2 separate regions of the Mus musculus genome follow, and region 2 is linked to region 1. A link is a loop called in an ENCODE intact Hi-C map of the cell type or tissue named here. Cell type or tissue: gastrocnemius. All regions are shown on one strand.

What was found. Hi-C counts contacts between places; a loop is a spot of excess contacts. Peaks named below come from ENCODE experiments on the same cell type or tissue, not always from the same donor. Only the 100,000 strongest peaks of a DNase experiment are listed, where the experiment ranks them.
Region 2: a loop joins it to region 1, with 6 times the contacts of the local background. A loop is called at or near these places in 23 of 42 quality-filtered maps.

What each region holds. Positions count from the first base shown.
Region 1 is chr17:27,185,665-27,193,664 of GRCm38, reverse strand. It overlaps Lemd2 (LEM domain containing 2), which reads left to right. Exons shown (of 9, transcript NM_146075.2): 7 at 461-562; 8 at 631-733; 9 at 2,875-4,065. The coding sequence ends at 3,025. Among named protein-coding and RNA genes, the nearest start is that of Lemd2, 15 kb to the left of the region's middle. In gastrocnemius, a CTCF peak has its summit at 3,669 (motif pointing left); DNase peaks (open chromatin) are centred at 1,659, 3,667 and 4,630.
Region 2 is chr17:27,517,142-27,525,141 of GRCm38, reverse strand. It overlaps the pseudogene Gm16005. Among named protein-coding and RNA genes, the nearest start is that of Grm4, 7.7 kb to the right of the region's middle. In gastrocnemius, no CTCF peak of the experiment used is centred here; a DNase peak (open chromatin) is centred at 4,381.

The sequences.
Region 1 (8,000 bases):
GCTTGTTAGAGATGCTGGGCCCTGTGGAAATCTTTGCTGCTTCCCGAGGCCCAGTCAGGGTCCCAGTACACAGACCGGCTCCACTCAGGAGGTGCTGTGGGACCTTGGCCTAATTTTACTGCAGAAAGCTGCAAACCTCTGCAGAGGTGGGTACAGGCAGGGAGGATGTGGAGTTCGGGAGGGAGGGAGAGCCTGAGATGTGTCTTAAAGGGAAAGGCTGGGGAGTGGAGACAGGAGCCTTCAAGGTAGCCTGGAACAGACTGTGGGCTGCCCTGTGCAGGGCGTCCCCCACACTGAGCTGGCCGGATCTCAGATGTGCAGACACTTGGTGTACAACACAGGCTCTGGCCCATAAGGGAGAGGATGGTGTGAGGCTAAGCTGGGCTGGGGTGGGGACCTGGACACCTAGGTGACAGCAGCCTGTCCCTGCTCAGTAGGGATGGTGTTCCTTGTGTTCCAGGCCTGGCCTTCCTGTGGGGGCTGCTGATCCTCCTGAAGTACCGCTGGCGGAAGCTGGAGGAGGAGGAGCAGGCCATGTATGAGATGGTGAAGAAGATCATAGGTGCGTGTCCCCCAGGGGAGGACCCCAGACCCACTAGGCCAGTGCTAACTGCTTCGCTCTCTCTCCAGATGTGGTTCAGGACCACTATGTGGACTGGGAACAGGACATGGAGCGCTACCCCTACGTGGGCATCCTCCACGTGCGGGACAGTCTAATCCCCCCACAGAGCCGGTGAGTCCTGCCGGGGGCGGGGCAGGGGGGGCTGAGACGTGGGAGGGCGCCCAGGCCGTAGCATCAGCAGCCCCAGAGGATCAGTTTGCCTCACCTCCTGTGAGTGACTGCCTGCCCCATGCTGCTGGCTTGGCTTTGTGGCAGAAGAGCCAAGCAGGAGGACCAGGCCATCAGCAGACCTCCACAGACTGTGCCAGTTTGAGGCCCAGTCCCCTCAGTGGTGCTAGCTGTAGACACTCTCGTTCCCAGCCAAGTCCCGTGCTACCAGGCACTGTCTCCCAAGCAAGAGAAACCCTCCCAGCAGCCTTTGAGAACAGCCTTAGGGTCCCGTGGACCAGCATCAGTTTCTCTGAGTCAGTCACTGGCAAGGAAAGGGAGGGAACTTTTGACACTTTGCAGCCATGACCCTGAAGCTATACACTGGACAGTGGGGATGGCGCCTCGGCAGGGTCCTCCCTGGTGTCAGTACAGACTGGGCTATTCTCCAGCTGAGTGTCCCCTGCCACGTGCCATGTGCCACGTCCCACAGGTTACACATTCTCCTGGTCCTCACGTGGCTCACAGACATGAGAATAGTGGCGGGCCCATGTATGGGTGAGACTGCTGTGGTAGCATTCTGTGTAGCTGCCACCAGGCCCTGTCCCCTGCACTACCCTTCTGTGTAGCCAGGGAATCAGATGAGAAGAGCATTTGCAGGTCTGGGATTTTGTCTGTTTTGTTTCATTGAAACAGAATCTTATTTTGTAGCCCAGGCAGGCCCTGAACTGACAATCCCTGTGGGGTAGCTTCCTGAGTGCTGGGGTCCCTGTCTCTGCCCTGCCCCTGGGTCATTTTCAGCTGACACCTTGTCAGGGCCGAGGCCACTAGTAGCAGTTATCCCGTGAACAAAAGTCCTGGCTGCTCTCCAGCAACATGCATTGGACAGCTGCTGGGTTCCATCTTCCCACAGGCTGCAGGCAGGGCTTTCTGCCCACAGTGGGCCGCTGTGTCTCTGAGAGGTCAGCCTGTGGGTCCTCAGGTGATCCTCAGCTCTCCATCTCCCCGGGGAAGCCATTTGCTGCACCCAGACTCCTGTCCTGTCCTGGCCCTGCTGCACGCTGTTTAGCCAGCCTCTGTGAGCCTCTTTCTCATACAGTGGGCTCACACTGCCTCGCAGAGGGCTGCCCTGAACAGCGAGGCACTCAGGCCACACCGCTCCACTCATTGTGTGCGGCGCAAGTGGAGACCCAGAGTCCACACCTTGGTGGACATGAGAGCAGGAGGAGGAAGCATAGGAAACCATGTGACACGGGGCAGTGGCTGGTCCCACAGGTGCTGAGGAGGTGGCCTTGGAGTTTGGCATGCTAGTTCCAGGCACACAAGCACTGCACAGTGCTGTTGGCCCTTTGATTTGCCTGATATCAACACATTTCCCCGTGAGAACATAGCCAGAGCTGGCTTGGCACCCTGACTGCAGCCATGTCACCTAGACCTCACATGCTGGTACAGTGGTGCAGAGCTGACCTGTAGTGGGTCTGAGCCCCCGTCTGCCAGGTAAGGGCACACTTGGGGCCTCAAAGGAGACACGAGTGAGGGAGCTGATTGAAGCCACTGGTGGGTCAGGCCCTCCTGCCGACGAGGTGCTGTTTCCTGCCTCCTGGGGACCTGGCCTGAGGCTGGCACCCCATCCTCCGAGCTCTGTGTCTGTAGCATGTTGGGTAATCAGAGCATCCAAATTCCCAGCATTGTGAGGACAGGGACAAGTGATGCCTGTGAGCAGAGACACATCTTTAGGAGTCAGCCGGAGCCAATCACTGTTTTGTGGGTCCCCTTCCCAACAAAAAAGATTTCAGGACCGTGTTGGGGGTGGCTTTCCCATCTTGGTTCATCTTCACACCCGCATGTCCTCTATGCTACAAGGGGTGCATCTGAGCTAAGCACAGTCCCCACGTGGTCCTGGGTACCCATCACCGCCAGCCCCTTAGCTCTGTACCAAGGCTTGTGGCGCACAGGAGGTGAGGAAATCCCCAGTGCCTCACTTTGCCCTATCAACATGTCCACTGCTGGCTTATCCAAGTGTGGTAGAGCTTAGGAATGCCCGCCCCTCTGTGGGAATGGAGTGGTTCAGCCTGACCCAGCTGAGCGCTACCTTCTCCTTTCAGGCGGCGCATGAAGCGAGTATGGGACCGTGCTGTGGAATTCCTGGCTTCCAATGAATCTCGGATCCAGACTGAGTCCCACCGAGTGGCCGGGGAGGACATGCTGGTGTGGAGATGGACTAAGCCTTCCTCTTTCTCTGATTCAGAGCGATAGGGCAGGGCCTGTTACCGCCAGCCTGACCCAGCCACCCAGCTGGGGCAAGGACACAGACCTTTGGTGCTCATTCACACCTGCCTTGATTGCCCTCCGGGTCTCAGGTCTGGAACATGTGGGCTTACTTAGGGTAGCCGGGAGAACAGGGGAGCCCTTCCTCTATGTCAGTATTACTGACTGACAGGGGAGAGTGGCTTGTTCTCCCTGGATAAAAAGATGGGCAGTGGTTGGAACCCTGGAGGTCCTGCACACAGCTAGACAGCACGGTGATCCTGAAGCCCCTCGCTTGGAAGGTGGGTTGGGTGGTGGGGCAAAGCTTGGTCCATGTGCCTTTTCGCTTCCAGGGAGCTTAAGGGGAGGGGAGGAACCCAGCCCACTCCTGCATGGGCCTCTGTCCAGAAGGGGACGATGTTATAGAAGGTAGGAGCAGCTGGAGGGGACCAAGCAGAGGTGGCTGGGGTCTGGAAGGCGTGGGGAGTCCAGCCACAGCTGCCTGTGCCTCAGAGCTGCTCACAGGTCAGCAGTGCCACCTGAGCCAGGGTGGAGCTCAGCCTCCTCACCTACTTACTGTGCACAGGCTTCCTGGCTGCTTAGCCACACAGGTAGGGTGCAGCATCGTGGCTGCACACTGCCCTCTGCAGGCCACATGGAGTAGTGTGGGCCATTAGCCCTCGGCTATGGAGGACCTGCTCTAAATACACCCAGTGGGGGGCCTCATTAGCTGAGAGGGAGGCTTTCGAGCAACTCTTCAGGCGGGTCTCACCTACAGCAGCAGGAGGACAGCCCCTGGAGGTGACGTGCAGCTGCCTCCAGAAGACACAAGACACCCCCTTTTGGACCTATTGCTGGTCTCTGTTTCTTAATAAAGTGTGGTCTCCATGTAGCAGTATGCTCATTTCGGTCTCCGTGTAGCAGTATGCTCATTGCCGTGTGTCTGGGTGGTCAGCAGGACCGGGACTGAGCAGGCCCCAGCCAGAAGACAATGGCTTTTGTATTGGGGGTGGAACTGTTGGAAAAATAAAATATTTATTGAGAACGGATGTGGTTTTATTTGTGGTGCTTCCTCTGTCTCCCTACAGCGGAGGGCTGGACAGGGCCAGGCTGCCCTGGCCCTGGGAGTTAGGTAAGCTGCTTACAGCCACTTGAGTTGCAGGGTAGCCATGTGGACTCAGCACTGAGCCCCTGGTCCCAAGGCTCCCAGGGCTTCTGAGGGAAGCTGCACGGAGCTGGTAAGCCCTTGAAGGAGGCAGCTTCCTGTCTCTGGGCCCAGCATTGGTGATGGGCTGTGACAGAGTTGGGGTGCTTTCAGAAAGCTGCAAAACAAGCTATAGGCATTCACCTCTTAGTCCGAAAGGCTAGTGGCCCAGAAACAAGGTAACCTAGCTATGTACTGTGGTCATAGCCAGTCCTGGCCTCCTTCCTGTCCACACTTGGCCCCATCTGTGTGGACACGGGCTTGTCAGACTCCTGCCACACACACCTGCTTGGTGAGCTGTAGCGGGGCCCAGTGCACAACTCAGGAAGAAACCAGCCTGTGTGTCCCTCTTCTGTCTCCGTGGAAAGTTTTCCCTTGGCAGGTTTTGTCTGAAGTGGGAAAACTAACCTATGGCTGTGCCTGGGAAGGAGAGCAGAAGCCAGCTCAACGGGAAGCAATTCTCGGCCTGAGAGCCAGCGCTCAGAGCAGCTCGCAGGCTACACTTTGGGAGCTCATCAGCTATGCTCAGCCGTGCCAGCGGGCTTGCTTTTTTTTTTTTTTTTTTTCCTCGAGACAGTTTCTCTGTATAGCCCTGGCTGTCCTGGAACCTGGAACTCACTCTGTAGACCAGGATGGCCTCGAACTCAGAAATCTGCCTGCCTCTGCCTCCCAAGTGCTGGGATTCCAGGTGTGCACTGCCATGCTGGGTTGTGCAGTGTGAGGGAATTGATTGGTGGGCTTTGTGCATATTGGGCCAGCACTCACCCTGGGTGGTTCTACTGCTCTGTCCAACATGATCCCAGGCTGCAGACCTGGGTGATAAGCAGCTCTCCTGGGCTCCGCATGCCGCTGAAGAAGCATCAGGAAGGCGAGGGAGACTGTTCCCCACAAATCTCAGCGTGGACACACACCCAGGAGCTCTGAGCTGCCTCCCAGAGGCTCTCTACTCACGACAAAGGTGAACACAGCCATCCGTCACTCTTTTATCAGACAACTTGGGTAGCAGCTGTTCCCCTTAATTAATGCACCACTGACTTTGAGCTTAGACAGTCCCCACGCTGAGGTACACACGCACACTCAAATCCATTATCCTTCCTCTCCCAGACAGAAGGGACAGGAGAGCAGACATGTCACCCAATTGTCCCAGAAAGTTCTCCTTGGGACATTAGGCAGTTTCTTCAACTGTGTCCCCCGAAGAGGGTCCCTCGGACACAGGAGGGACAACAGAGGCAGGCAGCTGGATGGACATGGTGCTATCTATGCGCATGTTTGCCCAGATGGGGAAAGCATGGCGCCAGCATCCGCAGGACAGCTGTGCCCTGCTGTGGCCAGCTGGAGACCCTGAGCAGCCTCTCTGGGCTGTAGCAAGGGGGCAGGGCGGGGGATCAGTCTCTCCTCTACACTCCCTGGACCCGAACAACTCCTGCCTGTGGGTCTCTGCAGTCACTACTCACTTGCTCCATGTCCCCCTGACTACCCTGCCCGTGGGCTTCTGCCCCCTCTTTCAGTCCTGTTCCCGCTCACCTTCCCTATCTGAGGTTACACCTATACCCCACGCCTCTCTTCTTTCAGGTTTACCCCTCCTTTCCCTCTGTTGTAGCATCTGGCTTGCTACCTTTTTTTAAAAATCATTTTTAATGTATTTAATTGTGTGGGCATTTGCTTGTGAATATGGGTACAGGTGGTCGTGAGCTGCACAGCCTGGGTCTGGGCACCTGAACCCAGGTCCTCGGCAGGAGCAGTCAGTGCTCCTAACCACTGAGCCATCTCTCCAGCCCCTGGCTTGCTACAAATTTCACTTAGTGTCATCTGGCCACAACTGCACCAGTCTCTGCTTCTCATGGCCATGTGTGTCTTTGATCCTCTCCCCTGAAGTGTGCCCACGTCTGCCACGCTATAAATATTCAGCCAATAAACAGGAACCTCCGTCCCAGAAGAAGAGCTGGACTCCGAACCCCTAAGGCCTTAATCCTTCAGCTTCTGCTCAGGCTGACTGGACTTTGTTTTCTGTTTTCCTTTCTAACCTGAGGGATTAAGCCCTTCTCTCTTACCTGCTGAGATCCTAGCGCTACCCATTGCCTGGCAGAGGTACTGTTCCTGCTGCCTGCCTCACTGAAGAGTTGGTCCATCCTGACATCCCAAGGAGAAAATTTCCATTGCCTGCAAGACCAGGCTGGGTCGGCCAAGGTCAGGAGTAGATGTGTCACTGCGTTTTAAGGGGAATGTGGGTAGGGCCCTCACCTCACAGCGTGCATAGAGCACTGCAAGCATGAGCAACTGTTGTACATCAGGAGAGCACTGGCCACTGAGTGCCCCCAAGCCAGGTTGTCCAGGCTGGGAAGATGAGCAATCCCAGTCTCCTGTAAGGAGAGAGGACCTGAACGTGCAGAATGACAAATGGACACTGAGAAGCAAGACCGGGAGATGCTTCGCTGTTGATGGCAGCCCAGCTTCCGGGCTGCTTCTGTCTCGTAAGGAGACAGGGGAAAGTACGGTAATTTTCTTCAATGAAAACAGGCAACAGAATTCCCTTTGCCTCGTTCTCCTGGCAATTAAGCCCTTCTCCGTAAATGAAATGATTTGGTTTTCATGGGACTAATTTAAGCACACTGGAAGGACCACTGAACTTTCTGATTGCAAATACTAGCATGTGCAAACAGAGCTGGCATTGGAGCCTGCCTGGCGAGGGAGCCCCGCCCAGGAGCCAGCAGCCTTGGAAATGGGCCTGCTCTGTTCCTCTAAGCCCCTTTGTGAGGCTGACCCTCCACCCTTTGCCAACCCCATCTCCTCACCCTGAGTGGAGGAGGCTGGGCTAGCTCCATGGGACACTCAGGGTGCTGACTACTGAAGACCTCACTCTTGGCCACCCCTACTCTTCTGTGACAGCCGAAGGCTCTTCCCTCTGCCTTGAACCTGGGCTTTGAGCTTCCCTGTGACTGCTTTGATCAGTGTGATATGGCCAGAAGGACACTGGCTGGTTCCCATCTAAGATCCCAAGAAGCCCTGTGTCTTTAGTAATTTTGCTCATGAGCCTGAACCCTATAGAAAGACATCATTGACTTTCTAGGACAGAGCTGAAGGCAGAGATCCGCCACCTGTCTCCGTGAGCCCAGGCGTCCCAGCTGACACACAGGAGTGTGCCAGTTTCTTTCAGTGTGAACAGGTGAGTCAACTCTGAAGGCTGGGCCAGAATGGAGCCACCTGGAGATGACTGAGTTCATCTTAAGTCCCTTGGGGCCTGTTTTTGTTACAACATTTCAATTTGAATTGAAGACCACTGGGGATGTAGTGCAGTTGGAGGTTGGAGAATGCCTGAGCCCTCACTAATCTGAGTCCCATCCCCAGCACCATGTGATTGGTCATGGAGCTGCAGGCCTGTAGTTACTCCATTTAGGAGGTGGAGAGAGGAGGATCAGAAGTTCAAGGTCGGGGCTGGAGAGATGGCTCAGCGGTTAAGAGCACTGACTGCTCTTCCAAAGGTCCTGAGTTCAAATCCCAGCAACCACATGGTGGTTCACAACCATCTGTAATGAGATCTGACTCCCTCTTCTGGTGTGTCTGAAGATAGCTAAAAAAAAAAAGTTCAAGATCATCCTTGACTAGCGAGTTTGAACTCAACATGGACTGTGTGAGACATTGTTTCAAGAGAAGAAAGAAAGAAAAGCGTTTATCTTGCAAGCTGTAGCTAAAAGGCTTTCCCAGCAGGAGATGTAAGAAACAGCCACTCCTTCTCCTAAGGTCCCAGTGACAAACCAAGGCAGGATTCCACTGAAATGATGG
Region 2 (8,000 bases), 330 kb before region 1:
GTCTGAAGACAGCTACAGTGTACTTACATATAATAAATAAATAAATCTTAAAAAAAAAAAAAAAAAAAAAAGAGCCATCATTAAAAATAAGGTTTAGGCCGGGCATGGTGGCGCACGCCTTTAATCCCAGCACTCTGGAGGCAGAGGCAGGCAGATTTCTGAGTTCGAGGTCAGCCTGGTCTACAGAATGAGTTCCAGGACAGCCAGAGCTATACAGAGAAACCCTGTCTCGAAAAATCAAAAAAAAAAAAAAAAGGTTTAGAAAAATGAAAGTTCCAGGTGGAGTTGCTGGTTAAGTGCACTGGGCACTCACTCTTGCAGAGAACCCGGGTTTGATACCCAGCTCCTATATGATGGCTCACAACAGCCTGTTAACTCCAGTTCCAGGGAATCTAACACTGTCTTCTGGCCTTCAAGGGCACCTGGCCTGCATTTGATACACAGACAGACATGCACGCAAAACACCCACACACATTCAAACAAAGAAATTCAAGAGGGCTAAGGAGGTGGCTTAATGGCCGTGTGCCCTTGATACGCAGACTCAGGCTTGGCCCTAGCAGCACACACAGAGTGCTGTCTTCTGCTTGAAGCCCGCCATTCCTTGTCTGGTTGCTAGGACAAAAAACATCCAGGACTGCAGAGACTCTCAGCTGCCAAAAGCCGGGCTCACTCACAACTGAGACAGAAGATTCAGGCAAAGGCAGCTTCAGGGAAGGAGAGTGTGCTTGGCTCACAGTTGAAGGGGGTCATTCCACCAGGGCAGGACAGTGGCTCCGGGGCTTCCCAAGGGATGCCGCCTCCTAATCTAACCTAGTGTAGACGTTCCCCTTCCCCTCCTTCCCCCTCCCTTCGTGAACTCCAAGGACACTATTATGGGGTCGGTAGTTTCTCTCCACGCTCTGGTCGCCTGACAAATGGTCTTGCTGGCTTGTCTTATCTTGTCTTTTCTTTTCTTTTCCTCTTTCTCTCTCTTTCTCTCTCTCTTTCTTTTTTTTTTTTTTTTCGAGACAGGGTTTCTCTGTGTAGCCCTGGGTGTCCTGGAACTCACTCTGTAGACCAGGCTGGCCTTGAACTCAGAAATCTGCCTGCCTCTGCCTCCCAAGTGCTGGGATTAAAGGCATGTGCCACCACTGCCTGGCCTCGCTGGCTTTTCTGATTTGGTTCCTTTTGTTTTCAGATGGACAGGCCTGGACCTAGCTCTGTGGCTTAGGGTGATGCTATCTTCTGAGCCTCCTAGGACTGCAGGTGTGGACGACCACACTGCTGCTGGGGACTGACCTCGATGCTTCCTGCATGTACAACTGAGCTGCGGCCCTAGACCCTTTTGGGGTGTGTGTGTGTGTGTGTGTGTGCTGAGACAGGGTCTCACTGTGTAACCCTGGCTGTCCTGGAACTCTGTGTGTGTGTGTGTGTGTGTGTGTGTGTGTGTGTGTGTGCACTGAGACAGGGTCTCACTGTGTAGCCTTGGCTGTCCTGGAACTCACTCTGTAGACCAGGCTGGCCTTGAACTCACAGATACCCCTGCCTCTGCCTCCCAAGTGCTGGGATTAAAGACATGAGCCATTCTTGTCTTCATGTTTCTGTAGGCCCTTGGTTTCCACAGCTCGCTGTCTCCCCTCCACACATCCTCTCAGCTCCCCCATCACCCTCCCACCCCTCAGCCCCTGTCTAATTCAGACATGGTCAGACTCTTTTGGTCCCTGGAGGTCTCTGCTCAATCCACAGCCATCAGCCCCTCTGCATGCCCTGCCTGGCTCCCGGCCCTGCTGTCACTCCTCTGCAGGGAGTCCCCACCTGGCCCTGGGCTTCACTGGGCACAGGCCTTCATCCTCAGGCGTTGTCCCTCCACTTGGCTGGGGACGGAAGCTGCACGTTCCAGGTCTCCGGCTGTGAGGGCAGGGCAGGGGTGATGACCTTTGTGTTCCCTGAAGCTCTGTGTGAGGTCACAGTCACCGGGATCCTTGTGGTGAACTGATAGACACCTCAGCCGGCAATGACCATCAGGTGCCAATTCACTTCTTATGATTGTGTCTTATTTTTGCTTAATATTGGCCTGAGCCAGCCGGTTGCTGTGACCTCAGGTTTCCTATTTTCTGCATAAGGGCTGCATGGAGAGGCCCATGTGGGTCCTAGGGAGATGGCAAGCCCTGTGCTTCTCTCTCTACCCCCCCTCTCCTCCTCCTCTTCCTTCTCTTCCTCTTCTCTTCTTCTTTCTTCCTCCTCCTTCTTCCTTCCTTCTTCCTTCCTTCTTTCCTCTTTCATGAACCATCTTTTTTTTTTTTGACTGATTGGAATCCTCAAGATGAACTGGATGCTGCGACAGCTGCCCTCTTGGGTTTAGGTGTTGTTCCTTCACAGAATCCATGTCTGCGGTAGACAATCTTTAGGTGCCTCATCTGACCAGTCCCGGTAGTGTTTCGTCTCTTAGCCTTGGCACTCCAGCTATACTTTCTCTTGTGCTCAGTAGGGAGCCACACTTGCCACAGGTCAACTTCTGAAGGTGGTAGGCCTTGGAGCTACAGTGGTGGCACAGCGTGTGTGTCTTATTGCGACGCTTTCCAAAGGATGACATTCATCATCTTGCTTCCACTGGCGAGGCCAAAAAGCCATCCTGATGGCCCAGTCTAGTGAACATTTTTGGGTAGAGCTTGAAGGCCCATTCATCTAAGCCAAGATAAGCCATTTGGTTAAAGGACACCCCACACCCCCATCTCAACCCCTTCTCTCTGCCCAAGATGGCAGAGTCCCACATAAAGCCCTCTGTCCCTTGTCTGAGGGTAGACCATGGAACACCCCAGCCCCTCTGCCCACCATCTCCACTCCTATCTCTGTTATTTGTACATCTCTGTAAGTTCAAGACCAGGTGGACCCAAATAGTGAGATGGTGTCTTCACAAAGTAACCTACCAATTAAAATAAAACAAACCATGCCACAGTTAAAACAAAGAGGGGTAAGGAAGAGCCAGGTGGTGGTGGTGGCACACACCTTTAATCCCAGCACTTGGGAGACAGAGGCAGGTGGATCTCTGAGTTCGAGGCCAGCCTGGTCTACAGAGTGAGTTCCAGGACAGCCAGGGCTGCACAGAGAAACCCTGTCTTGAAACGGTCCACCCCCCCCCCCCCAGTAAGGAGAGACTATTAGGGAAGACATATTGAACCTCTGGCTCTAGAGATACACACATGGGTACACACAGAGGCACAAATGTCACACCTCTCTTGGGAATATCAGCCTGGCCTTGCTAGGGCTGACAATGCTCAGGAGGCTGAGTTCTTTGTCGCCTCCCCTGTCACCCCACACATCTCTGGGGTTGCTGAGGAGGGGGCTACCTCAGGACAGCCTTCCTTCCCTGCACTGAGAGTGCAGCTGTGTGCACTGAGTCCCTGCTCTATTTTGGAGAGTTCGAGGCTGGGGACCTTGTGCAAGTCTGCTGTCTATTGCTGTGATAAAGATGTAGCCCAAAGGCAACTTGGAGAACACAGGGCGCACTTGGCTTACGGGGCCCTGATCACAGCCCATCAGTGATGTAAACCTAGTCAGGAGTCAACACAGACACACGGAGAGTCACTGCTCGCTGTCCACACCAGGACAGTAACTGCCATGGCTGCCCTTTCTTTTCAGACATGTCTCCCTGGGTAGCCATGGCTGCCTTCTGAATGCTGGGATCGAACCTGTTTGCTTCCATGCCTGGGTCTAGCTTACCTTCTTACACTTGTCTCAGGATGAAACTGTGGTCCTCCACATCAATTAATCAAGAGAACCCCCACCCCCACCCCCAGCCTTTCCTACAGGCCAAACTGATGGTGGTTTTTCTCAATAGAGTTTGCTTGTTTTCAAATGACTGTAACTTGGGTTAAGTTTACAAAAGAGAAATCACGGGCGTTTTGCATAGATTTGGGTTTGGCTGGTTTGAGGTGCAGCCTCAAACTTAGTCGGAGTCCTTGTGGTTCGAGCGTGCAGCAAGGGTGAGAGAAGGAGGGAACTGGGATTGGGAAAGGCTGACGGTTACAACTTTCTACCCATCCTTGCTGGCTTCCACACCTCGGCATCGCAGCCCACTCAAGAAACCGGGGACCCGCACGGGTCTCTTTCAAAGGGCATATGTGGATTAGAAAAGCCTTGTCGTCATTGCAGGTGAGTGGCTGCGCACGAATCTGAGGGCGGCGGCCCAGCTGGAAAATGGTCCTGAAATAGGGGCCCTGCCACCCCCGCTGCCTCCTCCCGGAATCTGTTCAGGTGAAAACAACTCTCTGCATCCCGGCGTCTCCCCCTCCTCCCGCTCCTGCCAACTCACACCTGAGCCTGGGTCCCGCTCAGATCCGCGGACGCACCAGCGGCCGGCCAGCGCGTGCAGTGAGGCCGCTCGGCCACGAGGCGGCGCTGCAGGCCCGCGATGGGAGCGTACCCAGGTTCTGCTCGCCGCCGGCACCTGAGAGCCCATCTCTATTTGAAGGTGGTGGCCCGAGGCCAAAGGGAATTTCATCCTGTGGACGATCCTTAGAACAATTCACTCATGCTGCTACTGGTGCAGGGGAGGGTCGGGGCCCTGCAGGACCCCCCACCCCACCCTAGGCCTCTCATGTTCTTTGCTGCTTTTGGTCCATTTCCACACTTTCTGAAGCCTAAACTTGGTAAGAGATAGCCCACTGATCATGTGCCCAGATAACATTAGTTACACATTACAAGGTATAGAAATGGAGGAGACACATAATTCCTCCATCTTTGGGAGGAGAACCACGGACATGAGTACCCTAAAATTCTCCACTTGGGCTTATAAGGTTGAGGGGGAGTTGGGGGTAGAGAAGGGATCTGGACAGAGGGTGAGAGGGGGCCATTGGGTGCTGCCTCCAGATCTGCCCAACCTGACCCATGGAGTGTTGCCTCTCTGTAGAGGAGATGCTGTAGATAGGGGTGGCCTGACTGCACTGTGACTGTGGCTTTGGTGTGGGCCGTGGAGCTTTGAACCTTGGGGCATGTTAGCTCCAGGGGACTACACCCTCTTGTGATCCTGGATTGGTGCTGTGTTGAGATAGGGTTTCCTCGTGTAGCCCAGGCTGGCCTCAAATTAGATGCTCCTGAGCCCACAGATGTGTGCTAAGTAGAACACCTTGGCTGACTACCCCAGCCTCCTTGGTCTGTGTTCTCCGGGCCGTGGTGTGGCTCGTTTCTCGGCAGCCTGCACCTGGGCAGTGTGGAGGGAGAGTTGCCTTGGAATGGCGTCTTTGACATCAGGTGGGGATCCTGCCTTGGGGTCTCTGAGACTGAGCACTGGGCTAAGCTGACTTGGTTTCTCCAGGGTCCTGGGATCTGCGTGCCACACTGGCCTAGTAACTTTGGCTTGGCTTCTAAGTGTCCTCTGATCCCCCGTGTGGGTTGTTACAGGAGTGGCTGACTCACGTGGTCTTGGTGGCCCACCTGAAAGCTTACAAACTTTTTCTTCCCGCACCCAGTGACACAACCCCACCCTGGGTGGGGACAGCTCTTCTCCTCCTCTGCCGTTCCCACCTTCGCCTGCCTGTCCCTCTCTTTTTCCATTGTGGGGGCCCCACGTCCCACTCCAGCTGGTTGAAAGTCTATTAATATTTCAGTTTGATGAATTAAAGATTCTTCCCTACCCTCCTTCTGATGTCCCAGGAGGGAATTAAGAGCGCATCCGATCCAATCAAACGCCATTAGAATGCAGCCCACGAGGGTAGGAGCCTGCGGTGTAAGCTTTTCTTCCCCAGCCTGCTTTGTCCTCTTTGGGGGTCTGCGCAGGGGTGAGGTGGCTGAGAGGCAAAGGCAGGAGGGGCGGAGTCAGAGGTCACCAGGGACTGGGGGTGTGTCCTTGCAGCTGTGACCTCTGCCCCTGGCCAAGGCACGAGATCCTGTTCCCCTCCCTGCAACCTCCATGGGCTTTTTTTCTGGGTCAGCCCAGCTTTCATGGTGCTGTGTGCTCCGTCTGAAGATAACCTCAGAGAAGCCCTTGGATCGATGGCCTCCTCTGGCGGCTGGCAGTGAACTGTCCGGTGGCGTTTCCAGATTTCTGTCCATCCTGGTCCCCTACAGTTAGATACAGTTCCATGGCCGCTGTCCAGCATTTTCCTAAATAGGCCAGGGCTGCAGTGGGGGGGGGGTGGCTGACAGAGGGGCACCCCACTCACCTATCAGCTGGGCTGTGTGGCACCAGCCCCAATCGTGGGGGTGCCTTACTCCTGGTCCTTCCTTTTTTTCCCATCCAGGCTAGAGTTGAGTGGCAGACCATATTATGATTCAGTTGATGGCCAGGCTGGGACAGCACCAGATAGGACAGCAGGCCTAAGAGTGTTGGCAGGGCAGAGGCAGAATGTCCTGAGATGTGGACAACAGATGAGGTTCAGCAGGAAGACAGGATGGAGGAGACTTGGGGGGAGGGGTTTTGCAGGGGGGAAGCTTGACATTGCTCCAGGTCTCCCCTCTCCTCCCCTGTCCCCCTGTAGGCCTGTGCATCAGTCCAAGTAGCCGGCTGGATGGTGTCCTCTCTTGTGCCTGTCACCTGGCAGCTCTTCTTGGAGCTCAGGGGCCCTGCCACTCAGCCGAAGGAGCTGCGGAATGGCTGGCCACCAGGCTGAGGGCGGGAGGAGATTTTAAATGTTAATTGTATTTTGACATCTGGGCTTGTGACATCCATCCTAATGACATTTGGCTCGCGGCTGACAGCCCCTGGACGTGTGGGGAGAGCGGGAGAGATGATAAGTAGTTTTAAATTGCAGAGTGGCAAAGAAGCCGAGAAATCCTGAGTCTTAAGAAAAAAAAAAAAAGAGAGACAGGGAAAGGGGAGGAGAGAGTGGAAAGGAGCAGGGTAGGAGGCAGCCTTTCTTGTCAGGGAAGTCAGCCTCTCACTGGTCTCTGAGCGCCAGCTGTATGCTCTGTGCATTCACTGTGCAGACAGGCGGCAGTCAGAGGCCTTTGGAGGATTCAGGTGTGTCCTGCTGTGTTACACCCCTCACATCTGGATCTTTTGGTTTTTAAACCCGTGCATCCTTCAAGGCCCTTGTCCCAAAGCTTCCCACCCTGGAGGCCTGCCTATCTGAGAAATTCCCATTCCCAGCCATTCAAAGGTTCGAGGCAGCGGGTGCTCCATGAACTAGCCTTCGCGGTCCTTGGGTGCACGAGACCACTTTCTGCTCTCTAGCTCAGGGGCAGGAGAGATCTCTGTCTTCTCTGGGTTTTCATGCCATGGCTCGACGCTGGAGCAGACATTTTCCCAGCCTCCCCTGCTTCTCCTTCTTCACTGCTGGGAAATTGAGGCTGACCAAGGAAATCGCTTTCAGACCAGGAAACCCTGGAGCAACAGTTGGGAAGCAATGTGGGCCTGGAAGCGCCCTTGCTCTCTTCTGCCTCTCTGTCTGATGTTCCTCCTGCCCTGGCCCCTGTGTGCAGTCTTCATGTTAGTGGCAAGGGGCAGAGAGACCCCTGTCCCCCTGATCTCTTGTCCTGTATCCTCTTCCTATGATGCAGGGTGCTAAGGGGTGCCTGGGACACTGCGGAATGTCTTCCATTTGGAGTCCTCCTGTGGCAGGTGCTGTGGTTCTGGGAGGTGTAGCTTAGCCCAGCCATGCTGGATACCTGTCCTTACCTTCTGCTGTTTGCCTGTAAAGACAGATGGACGGTGTGGATCTAGAGAGATAGCTAAGCCTTGTCCCTTCCTGTCCCTAAGACCGAGTGAGAAAATTTGCCAGTGTCTGTGCCCTTGAGACTTGGTTTCTGTCTTCTGCACGAAAGGGCTGTGTGATTCTAGGAGCAGGTGGCACTGATTTCCTGCAGTCCCTACCCTGATCTTGCAACCCCAAGTCAAGGTGACCTCTGACCCCTGGGTGCCTGCATGGTGACTTGGCTCTCTGCATTCTGCCAGGGTGCAGCTGTATTTAAATAGACATTTCTACCTGATTGGCTGGTCTAGGGGGGGGACAGGATGGAAACCCTCAGGGTCAGAGGGTAAGGCATGGCTGCGACCTCGGCCATTTGTCAGAGAGTCCGTAAGT